Linked DNA regions of Homo sapiens: region 2 is linked to region 1. The links are chromatin loops, found by intact Hi-C in ENCODE. Cell type or tissue: IMR-90. All regions are shown on one strand.

Region 1 (5,000 bases):
ACCAATTCCACAATTTTGGGGAAATTTCATAATTTTCACTATGTGTCACTTAGAGATAAAACTGAGGTGCAAGGAAGAGGAGTAAATTCTTGTCTTTGCAGTCTCATAACAATGGTTACACCGGAGTCACTGGAGTCACTGTCAGCAACTTGGAAAAAAGCGGGGGGGACTTCAGGTTGAAAAACACCTTTAGATCTAAGATGACTGGCCAATTGAGAGAGATTTGTATTTGAGAGAGCAGGATTTGTAACTGTATAAATCAATGGAATACAGTATACTCAGGGGTTATCTACTATGAACTATGTGCTGTTAAATGCATTGTGTAGGGTAAGTAATCCCCAGTGAGAAGAACTGAGGTTCCTGACAGTCCTCACCAAAGAGATGCTTCCTATGTGTTTTCCACTCTCCTACAAAAGACCTGCACATTGTAATCTTCAGAATACACACTTTATTTTCTGCACGAGGGGGACAGGAGGACAGAGCCTGCCTAATAATGAACCTGGGGTTTGAGGGAGCCTTAGCACTTTGCACCTGACATGTAAACCTGATGCATTGTCTCCAGTGACACTTATTTGGAATGCCACCAATTCCAGCACTCCTGTGTACTACATACACATCTATCTCCTAAGATGTGAGCATTCATTAGCCATCTTAAAATATTAAAAATATTCAAAAATTAATGACACTAACAACCAAAGCCAAGTCCTTTTAACCCACAGAGATCACAACTAGAGGGCAAAAGAAAATGACCAATATAATCTACGGGCCCGAAACCCCATTCCAGCGCCGCACTGCTCCACGTGCGCTGCTCAGAAGATTAAATTGCCTGTGAAAGGTTCCTACGTTCATACACTAAAGTAGATACCCAGAATCCTGTTAACAAGCGTTAGACCAAAGCCAACTCGAGTTTTAACAAGGACTGACTTAAAAAGCCAGGCACTGCCAAGAATGAGAGAACCCTCTTCAAACAGAAATGCTGCATTTTAGTAAGAAATCAGTACTCTGTCAGGAGTTCCTTGACAAATATGGTCATCGGCGGCACAGGGAAATAGTTGCAAAGCAGCTGTTAATCAGAGAAACACATCGTAGAACGCTGATGCTAGCACTCGTGAAAAAATGCAACGGGCTAATTATGAAGCTATATATCTCACTAAAGAGGCCGTGTTCCTTGAGATTCCAGGCAGAGCACTCTCGGATCCAGGGTCCTAGGACAACATAATTCTGGTTTTCTACATGCAGGCTCCTCTCTGATCTACCATTCACAATGCCGGGCTCCCTGTTCTTTCTCAAGTCTACACGCTCTCTTTCTAGCTAGGGAACAGGCTGGGGAGGGAAGGAAGCAGCGGCAACCACAAGCCACATTCCACGAACATATCCAAAAGGTGACATATCCTAAACCAGAGTAGAAGAAAAATCTACAAGTATGCAAAAGAAAGCAAGCGTCGGAATTGTCATTCTCAGTGTGGCAGGAGGGCAAATGTGTGTGAGCCTCAATCCAGGATTTCCCCAGCTGCCAAAATGAAAAGAAAGACTAAAAAAGCAGCAGGAATAAACAAAAACTAGAGGCAGTTCTGTGTGCAACCTCAAAGGGAGAAAGAAAGCTTCCAGAAAGCTGCTCTCAGAGTGTGACTGCAACTCAGGGACGCCAAGGGCCCAATAGCCAGGTAAGAGGGGAAAGTTAATATGCAGAGGAAGGCTCGGTCAGCCAAAATTCAATACGCGCCTCTGCAAGGACAAGGAGGAACAGGCTCCCCGAAACCAGACTAGTGGGAGTAGGGGGGAGGGGCCTGCACACTCGGAGTAAAACCACTGGAATGGCAAGAGGGGAATAACCTTGAGGTGGACGAGCCCGCAGGCGGCAGAAGCGCAGAGCCAAAGTGCCCCCTAGCCGGAGCCGGCGGAGGCGCAGGCCGGGGCGGCCGCTCCGCTAACTCGCACAGCCCAAATTAAGTGTTTTCACTCAGGGAAAATGAAATGTTTTGCAAGATGAAACAGAATGAAAATTGAGGTTTTAGGTAATTACTAGTTGGCATTTACATATCACGGGCTGGTTCAACACCTATTCATTTTCCTCTTTTATTTTCAATTTTTAAAAATTGCTCATTAAAAATGAACAGATGACAGTGACAGGAATTTTTTTTGTACTCTTTCCCCTTCTCTGAGGGTTACAAAACCAAGAGGCAATTTTAGCCCATTTATCTATAATTAACGCACACACAAAGGTATGTTTCATGTACATTAAGGGAGGAAAGGAGAAGGGAAAGTCAACAAAAGCCAGGAAGTTCAACAATAAAGACAGTGAGTTGTACTCAGGTAGCCTCCTGCACCTGGGTAAGGAGCTGGCTAGCAAGTGCCCTGGCACTCAAGGAGTTAAAGGAAAGAGCCTCTCTTTCGACTTGGAATTTCCTGGGTTTTGTCACTGTGTCCTTCCCATTGTTGATTTGGGTTACAACACTATACTAATTAAGCTTGTGGGCCCTAATTTCCTTTGTTTTACTTTACTTTCCTCTGTCCTTTTGTTTTTCACATTAAAGAAATAAAATTCCGCTGGTAGAAGTGCACAGGAGTTGACATGATAGAACAGAATATATTTTAAGGCTATTGTGTAAATCTGTATTTAGGGAATTCTAAAGCATGCATTATTGACCCTAGTCTCTCTTAAAACTCATTGATATATGTAGTAAAAGCCTTTATGAAAAGTGGCAACTTCACATGCACAAAAACTACCTTTCAAAGTGAAATATCTCTGCCATTTATTTTTTTTCCCTTGGCCTTAGTTAAAAATATTGCATGAACTGCTTGCCAGAATGTCATTGTTTTGTTATTTGATTAAAGTAGTTCTTCCAGAAATGTATATTGAAATAAAAAGCATCTTAAACCACCACGCACTATTTAATGTCAAGGGACAGTGATCTTAGGGACGTAAGGGTGACTTTGGAGAGGTGTCCGTGTCCAGCCGAGGACTCTGGGTGCCAACTTCCAGCCCAAAGGGCGCTGGTGCAGTGGAGGAGCACAGCTTGAAAAGCAGAGCTGCTGATGCAGCGGGTGACGGTCACCACGCCACAGAAGGAGCTGTGGAGTACACGCCGGCCTGGAAGAAATGAAACCCTTGCTTGTGGGTTGGGAAGATCAAAGTTCCTTTTTAGGAAAGGTTGAGAAGGAAAAGCGTTTTTCTCCTTCAGGGAGAAAGAAAAGCACATTTAAATGCCTTGTCCCCACGCATCCCCACCTGAATTTAGATAGCAGCCCCTCTAATTTTTGATGCAACCAACAAAGCAGTTACCCAAAGAGGGGAGGAAAAAAGGATGACATTTGCCTTTTCCCTGCCTTTGAAATGCAACTGGCAGCAAATTGTTTGAAGTCCTGTTTAGAGAAGAAACTGTAATAGCCTTCATACTGAAAAGAGGAGGAAAATGCCATTATACACGGATCACGGTAGCAGTGACCTCAGCAGAGAAGGCAAACGAGCTGGCTGCAAGTTGGAGGTTTGGCCAGCGTGCCAGGAACGGAAATAAAAGGTTTATGTGCCAGAGACGAGTGGCAAGAGCTGGGTGCTCGATCCCAAGAGATACCAAGGAAAGACAAGTAGTTCAATTCCTTAACATGATGTTTTTCAACAGCTCCTTGACTGCTCCTTCTTCCAGTATCCCCTGGTTTTATATTTTCAATATTCCTCTAATTTCCCTGCACTGTTAAAGAGGAAGCAGAGAGCACCCAGGCTTCGTGTTGTAAAATTAATGAAGGTGTCAAGCTGTTGAGTTAAATCACTCTAAAGGAATGTAATGACTCAGTGTCCAAGATGCTCCCTGAGAGAACTGTGAGCTCACACAGTGACGGTGGCGGGTGACTCCAACACTAAAAATATGTGGCACACAGTCCCCAGCACCTCCCTAATGATAACACTGCCTCTATTTCCTAGTCTCTTTCTCTCCACCACTGGTTGAATTTCATGCTTTCTGAAAGGTATTTCTCCTAACCTCCAGCAGCTTCAGATGCTCAGCAGATGAAACCCTGCTTCAGCTTCCACTTCTTTTGAAGTTCGGCCAGATGGAGATTGGTGAAGCTCTCTAGTCATGCACTATTGAACTGCGGGATGATTAGGAAGGAGACGAAGAAAGGTTGTGTCATGGATAATGGCAACCTCAAACATTAAGGCATCACTGGGGGTCAGCTACTGAATAGGTGACCACCAGCTGGTGCAAGGCAGGATCCCCCTCAAGGGCTTAGGGCCACCTGCCCTAAGGGCAAGAAGATGGGCTCCTGAATTCCAAGGAAGATAAGCTCTGGACCAAAAAATTATGTGTACCATCAACCCACACTCTGCACAAAACTAAAACCTTCAAGGAGTCTTTAAAAGGCACTTCTAGGCCAAGCACAGTGGCTCACGCTTGTAATCCCAACACTTTGGGAGGCCGAGGCGAGTGGACCAGTTGAGGCCAGGAGTTTGAGAAGAGCCTGGCCAACATGGCGAAACCCCATCTCCACTAAAAAAAATACAAAAATTAGCCAGGTGTGGTGGTGCATAGTCTTAGCTACTAGGGTGGCTGAGGCATGAGAATTACTTGAACCTGGGAGGCAGAGGTTGCAATGAACCAAGATCGCACCACTGCACTCCAGCCTGGGTGACAGAGTGAGACTCTGTCTTGGAAACAAACAAACAAAAAAATAAATAAATAAAAGGCAATTCTACCAAACACCCCATAAGAAAATTAGAGAATGACCTAATGCTAAAAAATAAATTTGAATACAAAAAAAAAGAACTACTCATAGCCTAGAATGAGTTCAAATTTAGAAACAAATTTTTTCTTTTTTTTTTTTTTTGAGACAGAGTCTCGCTCTGTCACCAGGCTGGAGTGCAGTGGCGTGATCTCGGCTCACTGCAAACTCCACCTCCCGGGTTCAAGCAATTCTTGTGCCTCAGCCTCCCGAGTAGCTGGGACTATAGGCACATGCCACCACACCCAGCTAATTTTTGTATTTTTAGTAGAGACAGGGTTTCA
Region 2 (5,000 bases), 480 kb before region 1:
GGTAGTGCTGTGGAGTCCTGGACACTAGCTCCAAGTGGGCAGAGCTGGGTATGCAGAAGTTCCTAGAGACAGGTCACACAGGAACATGACCCCAAAGGCTGGCCCTTCTCCTAAGAAGTTTTCAGGCTAGTTGGGAGGACAAGCAAACACTGTCTCAAAGAAGGTAAGTAACTCAGGAAGATAATTATAAGGCCAGAGGGAGACTGGACCACAGATCTTCCTGCTCCTATCTCAGTTGTCTCTGGGATTCAGCTTTACAGCACTGATTGTCAAAAGTTGTTTGAAACACAACATTTTTTTTTTTCAAGACAGAGTCTTGCTCTGTCGCCCAGGCTGGAGTGCAGTGGCACAATCTTAGCTCACTGCAACCTCTGCCTCCCGGGTTCAAGCTATTTTCCTGCCTCAGCCTCCCAAGTAGCTAGGACTGCAGGCGTGTACCACCCCACCTGGCTAATTTTTGTATTTTTCGTAGAGACGAGGTTTCACCATGTTGGCCAGGCTAGTCTCCAACTCCTGACCTCAAGCAATCCTCCCGCCTCAGCCTCCCAAAGTACTGGGATTACAGGCATGAGCCACTGTGCCTGGCCCAGGCCCTGGTTTTCAACTGGGTCACTTGGGGACTTACCTTCTCCCCTTCCATCAACCCCCTTGAATTCTCCCAGCTCATCAGCTCCATGAGGCAAACAGGACACAGCTCCACAACATTCCTGAAAACTGAAAGAAGCCTGGGCGCGGTGGCTCACGCCTGTAATCCCAGCACTTTGGGAGGCCGAGGTGGGTGGATCACCAGAGGTCAGGAGTTCAAGGCCAACATTGTGAAACCCCGTCTCTACTAAAAATACAAAAAATTAGCAGGGCATTGTGGCAGGCACCTGCAATCGCAGCTACTCCAGAGGCTGAGACAGGAGAATCGCTTGAACCCGGGAGGCAGAGGTTGCAGTGAGCCAAGATCACACCATTGCACTCCAGCCTGGGCAACAAGAGTGAAACTCTGTCTCAAAAGAAAAAAAAAAAAAAGACAAAACTGAAAGAAATACTAGGGCAATAATGATACATAGATTTATTTATTTATTTATTTATTTTTTGAGACGGAGTCTTGCTCTGTCACCCAGGCTGGAGTGCAGTGGCCCAATCTCGGCTCACTGCAAGCTCCACCTCCCGGGTTCACGCCATTCTCCTGCCTCAGCCTCCCAAGTAGCTGGGACTACAGGTGCCCGCCACCACGCCCGGCTAATTTTTTGTATTTTTAGTAGAGACGGGGTTTCACCGTGTCTCAGTCTCCTGAGCTCGTGATCTGCCCGCCTCCGCCTCCCAAAGTGCTGGGATTACAGGCGTGAGCCACTGTGCCCGGCCCTATTTATTTATTTATTTATTTATTTATTTATTTATTTATGTAGGTGTGCACCACCACATCTGGCTAATTAAAAAAACTTTTTTGTAAAGACAGGGTCTCATTATGTTGCCTAGGCTGGTTATGAATTCCTTGCCTCAAGTGATCCTTTCACCTTGGCATTCCCACATGCTAGAATTACAGGCACATACCACCACCCAGCCAATAAAGATATTTAAATAAAAGTAACTTTAGGGCCGGGAGTGGTGGCTCACACCTGTAATCCCAGCACTTTGGGAGGCCGAGGCGGGCGGATCATGTGAGGTCGGGTTCAGCCTGACCAACATGGAGAAACCCTGTCTCTACTAAAAATACAAAATTAGCCGGGCGTGGTGGCGCATGCCTCTAATCTCAGCTACTTGGGAGGCTGAAGCAGGAGAATCACTTGAAACCAGGAGGCGGAGGTTGCAGTGAACCAAGACTGAGACATTGTACCCCAGCCTGGGCAACAAGAGCGAAACTCCATCTCAAAAAAAAAAAAGTAGCTTTAGGCTAGGCACAGTAGCTCACACCTGTAATCCCAGCACTTTGGGAAGCCGAGGCAGACAGATCACTTGAGCCCAGGAGTTCGAGACCAGCCTGGGCAACATGGTGAAACCCCATCTCTACAAAAAATGCAAAATTTAGCCGGACCTGGAGATGTACACCTGTGGTTACAGGTACTGGAGAGGCTGTGGTGGGAGGATCACTTGAGCCCAGGTGGCAGAGGTTGCAGTGAGCCAAGCTGTTGCACTCCAGCCTGGGCGACAAAGCAAGTAATAAAGTAATAAAGTAATAAAAATCTTTATTGTATCAAGATTAATTTCCTCTTCATCTCCATGTTTTTAGCTCCTGCCAAAATTAGAAGCTGCCTTCCCAAATAGTCTAGGTCTAATTTAGATTTTAAAAACAAATTTTTTACATTGAAATAATTTAAAATTTATGATAGAGTTCCAAGAATAGTGCAAAGCACTGCTGTGTTCCCTTCATCCAGATTCATCAACTGATTACATTATGTCACATTTGGTCTATCACTCACTCTCTCTAGACATGTAAATTAATAACATGGCTGGGCGCAGTGGCTCACGCCTGTAATCCCGCACTTTGGGAGACCAAGGTGGGCAAATCACCTCAGGTCTAGGAGTTCAAGATCAGCCTGGCCAACATGGTGAAACCCCATCTCTACTAAAAATACAAAAATTATCTGGGCATGGTGGCTCATGCCTGTATTCCCAGCTACTTGGGAGGCTGAAGTGGGAGAATCACTTGAACCCAGGAGGCAAAGGTTGCAATGAGCTGAGATGACGCCACTGCACTCCAGCCGGGGCAACAAAACGAGACTCCATCTCAAAAAAAAAATTAATTAATAACATATATGTTCTTACTTATCCATTGAGATTAATGACAGACTGCGTGCCCCTTTGCCTCTAAAAAGTTTGTCTTTCCTAAGGACAAAGACATTCTCTTACACAATCACAATACTGTTATCAAATTCGGGATTTTAACATTAATGTAACACTCTTTTCTAATATACAACCATTTTAAAATTTGGCCCTTCCCGCCCCCGCAGAAAAAGAAACAAAAACAGGTTGCTGTGGTGGCTCACACCTGTAATCCCAGCACTTTAGAAGGCTGAGGTGGGTGGGCAGATCCCTTGAGCCCAGGAGTTAGAGGCCTAGCCTGGGCAACATGGTGAAACCCCATCTCTACAAAAAAAAAAAAAAAAAAATAAGCCGGGCATGGTGGTTCACACCTGTAGTCCCAGCTCCTTGGGTGGTTGAGGTGGGAGAATCACCTGAGCCTGGGGAGGTCGAGGCTGCAGTGAGCAGTGATCACATCACTGCACTCCAGCCTGGGTGACAAGAGTGAGACCCTGTCTCAAGAAAAAAAAAAAAAAGAAAGAAACAAAAACAAAACATGTCCTTTGAATAATTTTTCTTTTTTTTTTTGAGATGGAGTCTCGCTCTGTCGCCCAGGCTGGAGGGCAGTGGCGCGATCTTGGCTCACTGCAAGCTCCGCCTCTCGGGTTCACGCCAATCTCCTGCCTCAGCCTCCTGAGTAGCTGGGACTACAGGCGCCTGCCACCACGCCCGGCTAATTTTTTTGTTTTATTTTTAGTAGAGACAGGGTTTCATCGTGTTAGCCAGGATGGTCTTCATCTCCTGACCTTGTGATCAGCCCGCCTCGGCCTCCCAAAGTGCCTTTGAGTAATTTTTCTCTCTGATCTAGGATCCAATCCAGGAACATTGTATTCCATCATTGTGGCTCTTTCAACTCCTTCAATCTAGAACACTTTCTCAGCCTTTCTTTGTCTTTCATGCCATTGGCACTTTTGAAGAGTTCAGGCTTGCTTTGTTTTTGGAATGTCCCTCAATTTGGGGTTGCCTGATGTTTCCTCATGATTTGATTCAGATTATAAGTGTTTGGCCGGGCGCAGTGGCTCACACCTGTAATCCCAGCACTTTGAGAGGCCGAGGCAGGCAGATCACAGGGTCAGGAGATCGAGACCATCCTGGCTAACACAGTGAAACCCCGTCTCTACTAAAAATACAAAAATTAGCTGGGCACGTGCAGTGGTAGGCGACTGTAATCCCAGCTACTCGGGAGCTGAGGCAGGAGAATCACTTGAACCCGCAAGTTAGAGGTTGCAGTGGGCCGAGATCGTGCCATTGCACTCCAGTCTGGGTGACAGAGTGAGACTCCGTTTCAAAAAAAAAAAAAAGAAAGAAAAGAAAGTACATTTGCAGGGCGCTGTGGCTCATGCCTGTAATCCCAGCACTTTGAGAGGCCGAGGTGGGCGGATTGCAGTTGGAGACCAGCCTGGACAACATAACGAGACCTGTCTCTACAAAAATTAGCCAGGTGTGGTGGCATGCACCTGTAGTTCCAGCTACTCAGGAGGCTGTGGTGCCAAGAGGTAGAGGTTGTAGTGAGCCAAGACTGCACTATTGCACTCCAGCCTGGGCAACAGAGTGAGACCCCATCTCCCCCAATTACCCACCAAAAAGAAAGTAAATTGCAGACATCACAGCATTTCACTCCTAAATTCTTCATCCTGCTTCTCCTAAGAACAAGAATATTGTCCTTCATAACCACAATGATAATCATAAGAGAAAATGAATAATTATTTCCTGCTATCATCTAATACCTGGTCCACATTCAAATTTCTACAATTGTTCCCCTCAAATGTCTTTTATAGCTGTTTTCTTTTTCTTTTCTTTCTTTCTTTCCTTTTCTTTTTTTTTTTTTTTTTGAAACAGGTCTCACTCTGTCACCAAGGCTGGAGTGCAGTGACACAATCCTGGCTCACTGCAGCCTCGACCTCCGGGACTCAGATGATCCTCCCACCTCAGTCTCCTGGATAGCTGGGGCTACAGGTGCATCCCACCACACCAGGATATTTTTTTTGTATTTTTTATAGAGATGAGGTTTCACCATGTTGCCCAGGCTGGTCTCAAACTCCTGGGGTCAAGTGATCTGCCCGCCTCGGCCTCCAAAAGTGCTGGGATTACAGGTGTGAGTCCCTGCGCCCAGCCTGTATTTTCTTAAAATAGGATCCAATTAAGCTTCATGCATTACATTTGCTTAGTATGTCCATTAATCTTTTTAAAATCTAGAATAATCTCCCTAT

What was found. Hi-C counts contacts between places; a loop is a spot of excess contacts. Peaks named below come from ENCODE experiments on the same cell type or tissue, not always from the same donor. Only the 100,000 strongest peaks of a DNase experiment are listed, where the experiment ranks them.
Region 2: it touches region 1 in a loop (4-fold over the local background); 3 of 110 quality-filtered maps call a loop at or near these places.

The regions. Positions count from the first base shown.
Region 1 is chr1:10,527,337-10,532,336 of GRCh38, reverse strand. The region is part of intron 2 of PEX14 (peroxisomal biogenesis factor 14); the gene reads right to left. Among named protein-coding and RNA genes, the nearest start is that of PEX14, 55 kb to the right of the region's middle. RefSeq lists an enhancer at 3,093-4,292. In IMR-90, a CTCF peak has its summit at 1,883; DNase peaks (open chromatin) are centred at 1,336, 1,846, 3,476 and 3,826; H3K4me3 peaks cover 1,586 bases; H3K27ac peaks cover 2,085 bases.
Region 2 is chr1:11,005,027-11,010,026 of GRCh38, reverse strand. No RefSeq gene overlaps it. Among named protein-coding and RNA genes, the nearest start is that of TARDBP, 5.1 kb to the left of the region's middle. In IMR-90, no CTCF peak of the experiment used is centred here; no DNase peak of the experiment used is centred here.